2 separate regions of the Homo sapiens genome follow, and region 1 is linked to region 2. A link is a loop called in an ENCODE intact Hi-C map of the cell type or tissue named here. Cell type or tissue: lower leg skin. All regions are shown on one strand. Each heading gives the region's core, and the rest is flanking DNA. Links, peaks and the distances in the headings are about the cores only. Region 1 overlaps GRAMD1B (GRAM domain containing 1B). Region 2 has its middle 30 kb from the start of LINC02727.

Region 1 (4,393 bases), core at 215-4,214, 100 kb before region 2:
CAGCGAGAAAATTAGCAGAACCAGAGCCTCCAACCCATGCTGCCTCAGCCTGTCTCTAGGACTGGTGCTGGGGCAGTCGTCCTAGGAAAAACTGTCACCCTGTCCCCACAGATGGAGGGGCCCAGCCTGAGCGTCATGACTCACTGCCTGAAGATACGGCTCCTTCCTGGATGAATATGGGCTCCCTGAGAAACACAGTAAACTGAACCCTTGTTCTGGTTGCCGGAGACCTGTATTCTAGATCCACCTCTGTCACTGACCAGCTTCATGGCCCTAGACTTCTCAGTTTTTCTGAAGGTGGAAATAATTTCACAAATCCCATCTACCAGGATGACTGGATTCTCTGAGAGACCCGTCTGTCTGACAGAAACAGGTGCTGACAGGTGGCAGCTGAGTGTGAGTGAAATAGGTGAAGATTTGGTAAAATCAAGGCCCTAAGCCCCTCTTCTCCTCTCCCACCCAGCAGATCCTGTCCTCAGATCAATTTTTTTTTCATGCTTTAGTCTGAATGCCATATGCCACTGAAATTAACTTTTACATAGTGATCTCCCACACACTCAATTGGGAGCTCCCCAATGGAAGGGACATCTGTAACCATCTTTTCTTGCCTTTCCTGCCTTTCTTGCCTCTCTTTCTCTTTCTCTCTTTCTCCCTTTCTTTTTCTTTCTTTCCTTTCTTTTCTTTTCTTTCTTTCTTCCGAGACAGGGTCTTACTCTGTCACCCAGGCTGGTCTCAAACTCCTGGGCTCAAGTTATCCTCCCACCTCAGCCTCCCAAGTAGCTGGGACTACACGCACACACCGCCATGCCCAGCTTGCATCCATTTTTGTATCCCAAGCACACAGCAACAGTGCCAGGTTCCCAGTAAGCGCACAATAAGTGTCTGATGAATCGTGAGAATTACCTCTCCTGAGTTATCTGCATTTTCAGTCGCATCTCTCTGGCAGTGAAGCAAAAGGCATTTTAAGAAGCAATCCAAGCATGGAGAAGGCACTTCAGAGAGAGAGAAATTTTCAGTGTTCTGAGAACTTTCTGAATGGGCAGGCGACTGTCCTCTCTGTTAACCTCTAAGACAGCCCTGCCTTCAAACATACATGGCTGACAATGGCTGAAAACTCCTCCAAGAAGTCTGCAGAGGGCTGGGCGTGGTGGCTCATGCCTCTAATCCCAGCAGTTTGGGAGGGCAAGGCGGGTGGATCACTCGAGGTCAGGAGTTCGAGATTAGCCTGGCCAACATGGTGAAACCCCATCTCTACTAAAAACACAAATATTAGCCGGGCGTGGTGGCACACACCTGTAATCCCAGCTACTCGGGAGGCTGAGGCGGGAGAATCTCTTGAACCTGGGAGGTGGAGGGTGTAGTGAGCCGAGATCATGCCACTGCACTCAAGTCTGGGCGACAAAGAGAGACTCCATCTAAAAAAAATAATAATAAAAGAAGTCTGCAGAGGCTCACAGACCCTACTAGAGAACCAGTGAGGTCCAAGTACAAAGCCTGGACCTTCCTCGGAATCTGGAAGCAACAGGCCAAGCTGAGCAACAGTGAGTCTTGGGAGAAATACTCTCAAAAACAAAGATCCACTAGGTATTCTTCCATCTTCACAAAACAAGAGAACATGAGTGTGGATTGTACTGTGGGGGATTTCAGTTAGATCTTAGGTAGAACTTTCCCAATAGTATGTCTTGAAAACATAAAAAGATATAACCAAGAAAGACAGTGCAACCAATCCTCTTTCCTGGGGTTGTTTTTGTTTGTTTGTCTTGTTTTTTTTTTTTTTTTTTTTGGAGACAAGTGTCACTCTGTTCCCCAGGCTGAAGTGCACTGGCACCATCTCAGCTCACTGCAACCTCTGCCTCCCAGGTTCAAGCAATTCAAATCCACCTCAGCCTCCCGAGTAGCTGAGACTACAGGCGCGTGCCACCATGCCTGTCTAATTTTTGTATTTTGTGGTAGAGAGGGGGTTTCACCATGTTGGCCAGGCTGGTCTCAAACTCCTGACCTCAAGTGACCTGCCCACCTTGGCCTCCCAAAGTTCTGGGATTACAAGGGTAAGCCACTGCGCCAGGCCCCAGAGTCTTTTTTTTAAAGTGATATTTTCTGATCAGGAAGATGTGGTTCATCGTAGACACTGGTGGAGAAAACACATGTTGTCACCTAAGTTAAGGGCAAACTCTTCCAGGAGAAGCTCCACCCTGTACAGAATGACCTTTACGGTTGCCATTCCATCCAACCCTGAAAATCAACAAAAAGGTCAAAAAGAGCTCCAAAGTGTAATGATCCAGCCAGAACACGAATGCTCTCTAGATTAAGGCAGATTGCTCTGAGGGGTCAGCCTGGCACTCACTGACATTCCTGCGGGCAAAAGAACACGACAAGGTTAAGTGGCAGAAATACCTGACAACACTCTTCCCACTTTGGAGAAGCATCTCAGCCTGATCCTTCTCTAGAAATAGTGCTTCAGAAATGTACCTTCCTCCTTATTTCACAGACTTCCTGTAGTATGAGATGAAATATATTTGGTCCTTTCCTGGTTCTTGTCCCAGAACTCCTAAAACCCTTGGACTTTCCTGAGTGACAGAAGTGTCTCTTGTTATTTGTAATGAGCCCCATAGATAATACCTGAGTTTATGCTAAGAAAATGACTTAGGATACAGCCCCTGGGGAGCCTCAAGATGGGGAGGAAGGACCAAGAAAGACCAAGTGACTAGAGGATTAGAAGGTTGGATCTCTCAGCTCCACCTACAAACTTCCAGGAAAAGAGAGAGGGAGGTGTGGCTGAAGATCAAGCTCTATGAAAACTCTTGGACATGGAGCTTTGCTGAGCTTCTGGGTTGCTGAACTCGTGCAGGTGCTGGGAGGGTGGTGTGTCCAGGGTGAACACGGGAGATCCATGCCCCATCTAACCCCCTGCAATACCTTGCCCTGTGTAAACCAAGCTAAAATTCTAAAACCCCCAGCTGACTGAATGGACACCACTTTAGGAGACCCAAGGGGACCCAAAGAAAAAAAAAACTAATTCGGGCCATGGAAAGACGTGGGGGCTCAAACATGCCTCATTATACTCTCCTCCTTGTGGAGCTCAGGCACAACTGACCAGCTTTAACATGAAAACAGAATTTTTTTTTTTTGAGGCCCAAGCTAGAGTGCAGTGGTGCAGTCACAACTCACTGCAGCCTTAACCTCCCAGGCTCAAGTGATCCTCCCACCTCAGCCACCCAAAGTGCTGCGATTATAGGTGTGAGCCACCATGCCTGGCCAAAACAGAAATCTTAAGAGTGGCAAAACAGACTATGTTGCAATAAGACAACAAATTCCAACCTGACTCTAGCATAATATTACGATAAAGAAGGAAGTTGAAATATTTTACTTCAAAATATGTTTCTTTGTTATATTTTGAAATGGCCCTGCAAAGCCATCTTTTGTGGGGAAAATTTGCATCTGTAAAGAATCTCTATTAACATAACTAGACTTTTCCCCTTCCAGACCTTCCTAATCCTGAAGAGATTAACTGAAAGTCTAGCACCTTTTAAAGGTCTGAATACAAAATACTGGCCATCCATTGTCTCTAAGGGCAGCCATGTGGGAGACTTCATCTACATAATAAGAACTTTGGTCTCCACAACCCCTTATCTTAACCCAGACACTCTTTTCTACTGATTCCAGATTTTAGATAATAACTTAACTCTTTTCTGACTTGCCAATCAGAAAATCTTTGAATCTGGGCCAGGTGCAGTGGCTCACGCCTGTAATCCCAGCACTTTGGGAGGCCAAGGCGGGTGGATCACAAGGTCAGGAGTTCAAGACCAGCCTGATCAATATGGTGAAACCCGATCTCTACTAAAAATACAAAAATTAGCTGGGTGTGGTGGCGCACACCTGTAGCCCCAGCTACTCAGGAGGCTGAGGCAGAAGAATGCTTGAACCTGGGAGGGGATCAACCTCTTGAATCCCAGAGGTTGCAGTGAGTGAGATCGTGCCACTGCACTCCAGCCTAGGTGACAGAGCAAGACTCCATCTCAAAAAAAAAAAAGAGAAAAAAGAAAATCTTTGAATCCACCAATGACCTGTAACACTAGCCCCCAGCTTCGAACTGTTCAACCTTTCTGGACCAAACCAATATATACCTCACATGTATTGATTATTGTCTTACATCACCCTAAAATGTGTAAAACCAAGCTGTAACCCAACCACCTTGCACACATGTTCTCAGAACCTCTTGATGCCTTGGACTGTGCCTTGGGCCATAGTCACTTGTATTTGGCTCAGAATAAACCTCTTTAAATATTTTACAGAGTTTGACTTTTTTCATCTACACCTATGTACCTCTGCATCTCATTATTGATCTGTATCCTTAATATCTTTTATTATTAGCCTATAAACATAAGTGTTTCTC
Region 2 (4,393 bases), core at 298-4,297:
ATTTAAACGGGGAATGACATGATTCAAATTCCTTTTTTAAATTTTAATTTAGCAATTTAATTTTTAAATTTTGTTTAATTTTTAATTTTCTTTAAGGGGCAAGATCTGGTTCTGTTTCCCAGGCTGGAGTGCAGTGGCACAATCATTCCTCATTGTAACCTCAAACTCCTGGGCTCAAGCTATCCTCCCAACTTAACCTCTCATGTTTTTTCATTTTTTTAACTGATAATCATAGTTATACATATTTTGGGAGTACATGGGATATTTTGATTTTGATAAAATGTGTTATAATAAAATCAGGATATCCATCACCTCAAACTCAAATTACTTTTTAAGAAGATGGCTCTGGCTGCTATGTGAACGGTTTGGAAGTAGAGCAAGGGTAGACCTAGGGAAACCAAGTGGCTTGCACAAAGGTGATCCCAGTAAAGAAGGTGCAGTGAGTCCGATTCAGGATCTATTTTGGAGAGATAGATGATACATATACTTTCTGAGTATATAATTTATTATTTGAAACAGGGTCTTGCTTTGTCACCCAGGCTAGAGTGCAGTAGCACTGTCATGGTTCACTGCAGCCTTGACTTCAGAGGCTCAAGTGATCTTCCTACCTCAGCCTCCTGAGTGGCATGCATAGGCATATGCCGCCACACTGGCTAAGTTATTTTTAATTTTTTGGAGGTGGGACGAAGTCTCACTCTGTTGGAGTGCAGTAGCGTGATCTTGGCTCACTGCAACCTCCGCCTCCTGGATTCAAGTGGTTCTCCCATATAAGCCTCCTGAGTAGCTGGGACTACAGGCACGCGCCACCACACCGGGCTAATTTTTGTATTTTTAGTACAGACGGGGTTTCACCTTGTTGACCAGGTTGGTCTCGAACTCCTGACCTCAAGAGATCTGCCTGCCTTGGCCTCCCAAAGTGCTAGGATTACAGGCATGAGCCACCACATCCAGTATATCTATACATATTTTTTTCTTTTTTTAATGAGCCCAGAGCACTCATTAAATTCCCTGGAGCTGAATTCTAAAGGAGCAATACTAGAGCTTTGTCCTTGGCCTTTTCTTATTTGTTAATATCATGCACCTCCTTTCAGGGCTTATGACTGTCTTAGTCATTTCAGAGAACATTTTGGAAGTAGAGCAAACTATTAAAGTTACTGTTGTAACAAAATACCATAAAGTAGGCATCTTACAAACAATAAAAATTTATTTCTCACAATTCTGGAGGCTAAGTCCAAGGTCAAAGCACCAGCCCATTCATTGTCTGGTGAGGGTCTGCTTCCTGGTTCAGAGATGGCACCTTTTCACTTCCTCCCGTGGTAGAAGAAACAAAAGGCAGCTCTTCGGGGCCTCTTTGATAGAGGCACTAATCTCATTCATGAGGGGTCTGCCCTTACGACCTAATCACCTCCCAAAGGCCCCACCTCCTAATTACCATCACCTTGGGGGTTAGGATTTCCATATATGAATTTTGGGGGACACAGGCATTCAGATTCATAGCGATGACTTGCACAATCCCTCCTGATATCGTGTTTTCCTAATGACCATTCCAATAACAGATCTAATACGGCTCCCATGCTTGTGAACTGCCTTCTCAGGAAGCTCTCACTGGATACACACATATTTTTTGCAGCTGACTTCTAACTAGCTCTGGTCAGAGTGGTGGGGGGCTAGGAGAGTGGGCAGGCCAGTGATCACCTAGTGTGTAATGGCTGCTTGCTGCAGATGGGATTCCAGCACCAGGTGAGGATTTATGAGCCTCTGGCCTATTTCACCATGCTTATAGTCTAATTGGGTTTCTTGATCATTCCCGTGGCTTCAAAGCCACAGATTTGGTTGCCCTACTTTTTCCTGGGCTGTGTACCATTTGCACAGTATTTTGTTTTCTGCATTACCCACAAAAGTAGCAGGAATGCATGTAGATCTTTCACTAATTGTACACAGAACATTTGGCTATTACTAGGTCCCCAGTGAGGAAAGCCAGTCACTTCAGTGAGAAAAAAGGGACTGCCCAGAGGATTCTGAGGTGCTCCTTTTCTTCTTAATATGCCTGTGAAGAAGAGAAAAGAGAGTTCTAACAGGAAAATAAAAAATAAAAACTTTCATGAAGTCCAAAGATCATAGAAATAGCCAGGCTTATGGCAAGAGACAAACTTCTAGTTTTATTGAAGCACCAATTACTGAATCCATGCTAAGAACTTATTTCTCTTGCTGAGGCTCTGGCATATTTTATAACCCTCGAAGGGGCAGTTTACTCTGGAGACATAGAGTCATATAGTATAATAATCCTTGCAGACAAATGGGAGGAGACAGCCATAATAAATATCCCTGCTAAAAGAGCATAAAGGAAGTAAAAGCTTGGATCATCTCTGGAGCACCAGCTGCTTAATAATAAAGGCAATGATTGCAAAACCTTGGCAAGGTTGCAAAAACATCTTTTAGTTACAGGTGTCAAAGCCTGAGTGTCTGGCCCTTGCTTTATTACTGTCATTTAGTATGCTGTTGGTGTCTGCTCTCAGCACAGACGTTTTTTCTCTGACATCAGAAATGCAATGCTTTCTCTCTTTGAATTCCCAAAGTCTCCCAATCCCAAGGTCCATTTCCTACTCTATTTTCTCCTACCCAAGACTGCCTGGTACCTTTGCTACAGAGAGACAGGAAACTTGATTTCTAGGGAGGCTGAATAATTGTATCTGTGTTCATCGAATTATTAAGCCCTGTCCTGTATGAGGGAAATGATTATACAAATGGTAATGAAAGTAAAAATACTATCTTCTTTTTAATTCAATTGCATTTCTTGATCACAAGCCTAAAGAGTTACAAGAAGAAATGAGCTAAGTCCCTCAAGGAATTTGCTGTCTAATGAGAAGGTTGAGAAAACACAGGATTATAGAAATATGAAAGAAATATAATGGAAACAAGGGATCCTATGGGCTGCTAGGATCATGAGGCAGGAACAAATCCATCCAGCTGAGAAGAGAAAGATCACAGATGCCTTCCTGAATGAGGTGGCATTTGAGGTGAGTCTTGAGGGGTGGGGTTGAGATAAGGAGCAGTAGCAGAAGCTGGGGCCTGGATGAGACTGGAGAAATGTCTTAGTTAAAGAGACTGAGCTGGGCTGGGCACAGTGGCTCACGTCTGTAATCCCAGCACTTTGGAAGGCTTAGGCGGGTGGATCACCTGAGGTCAGGAGTTCAAGACCAGCCTGGCCAACATGGTGAAACCCTGTCTCCACTAAAAATACAAAAAATTAGCCAGGTGTGGTGGCAGGAGCCTGTAATCCCAGCTACTCGGGAGGCTGAGGCAGGAGAATCGCTTGAACCTGGGAGGCGGAGGTTGCAGTGAGTTGAGATCACGCCATTGCACTCCAGCTAGGGCAAGAAAAGCGAAACTCCATCTCACACACACACACACACAAAAAGAGAGAGAGAGACTGAGCTGTTAGGGACACCTCAGATGTCTTAGGCTCATGTCTTCCAGTGGCTATGGATGAGGAAAAAATTAATGTAATCATAAACATATTGAAATCAGGAAGGTCCTTTCTATTGGGTGAAGCTAGAAGTGTGAAATTCCAGGTGGTTGGATGAGACTGTTAAGGAAAAGAAAGCCGTGTTGTGATTCCAAGAGATCTGTTCATTTCCAGGGCTTATAGGGATTAGAATCCCATCTAGCAGGGGAGGGAGTTGGCCAGCACTAACCGCGATAAGAATCTCTGCCAGGTAGGCGAGATTTGGGACCGACACTCTAATCCTGAGGTAATTATGAGGCATTATGCAGGGTACCAGACAGACTGGAAAACTGTAAGGCCTAAGGTAAGAGTCCCATTCTGGAGCCTGAAACAAAGTGAAGAGTCCAAAGGGCTATGCCTCAGAGATATGACCCTGTCTTTTTTATTTATTTATTTTTATTTTTAAGAGATAAGGTTTTGCTATGTTGCTCAGGCTAGTCTTAAACTCTTGGCCTCAAGCAATCCTCCCACCTTGGCCTCCCAAAATACTGGGATTACATGCATAAGTCACCATGCCTGGCCTCACCTGACTTAGTTTGTTTTCTGTTGCTATAACTGAATACCTGAAATGGGATTATTTATAAAGGAAAGAAATGTATTTCTTACAGTTCTGGAGGCTAGGAAGTCCAACGTCTAGGGGCCACATCTGGTGAGAGCCTTCTTGCTGGCAGAGACTTTCTGCAGAGTCCTGAGGTAGTACAAGTCATCACAGGTCAGGCAAGCTAAGCATGTATATTAGTCCGTTCTCACATTGCTGTGAAGAGCTACCAGAGACTGGGTAATTTATAAAGAAAAGAGGTTTAATTGGCTCACAGTTCTGCAGGCTATACAAGAAGCATGGCTGGGAGGCCTCAGGAAACTTACAATTATGGCAGAAGGCAAAGGGGA

What was found. Hi-C counts contacts between places; a loop is a spot of excess contacts. Peaks named below come from ENCODE experiments on the same cell type or tissue, not always from the same donor. Only the 100,000 strongest peaks of a DNase experiment are listed, where the experiment ranks them.
Region 1: a loop joins it to region 2, with 2.7 times the contacts of the local background. A loop is called at or near these places in 2 of 110 quality-filtered maps.

Annotation. Positions count from the first base shown.
Region 1 is chr11:123,443,209-123,447,601 of GRCh38, reverse strand. All of the region lies in intron 1 of GRAMD1B (GRAM domain containing 1B), which reads right to left. Among named protein-coding and RNA genes, the nearest start is that of GRAMD1B, 15 kb to the right of the region's middle. RefSeq lists an enhancer at 3,382-4,361. In lower leg skin, for the core only: no CTCF peak of the experiment used is centred there; a DNase peak (open chromatin) is centred at 2,031.
Region 2 is chr11:123,343,083-123,347,475 of GRCh38, reverse strand. No RefSeq gene overlaps it. Among named protein-coding and RNA genes, the nearest start is that of LINC02727, 30 kb to the right of the region's middle. In lower leg skin, for the core only: no CTCF peak of the experiment used is centred there; no DNase peak of the experiment used is centred there.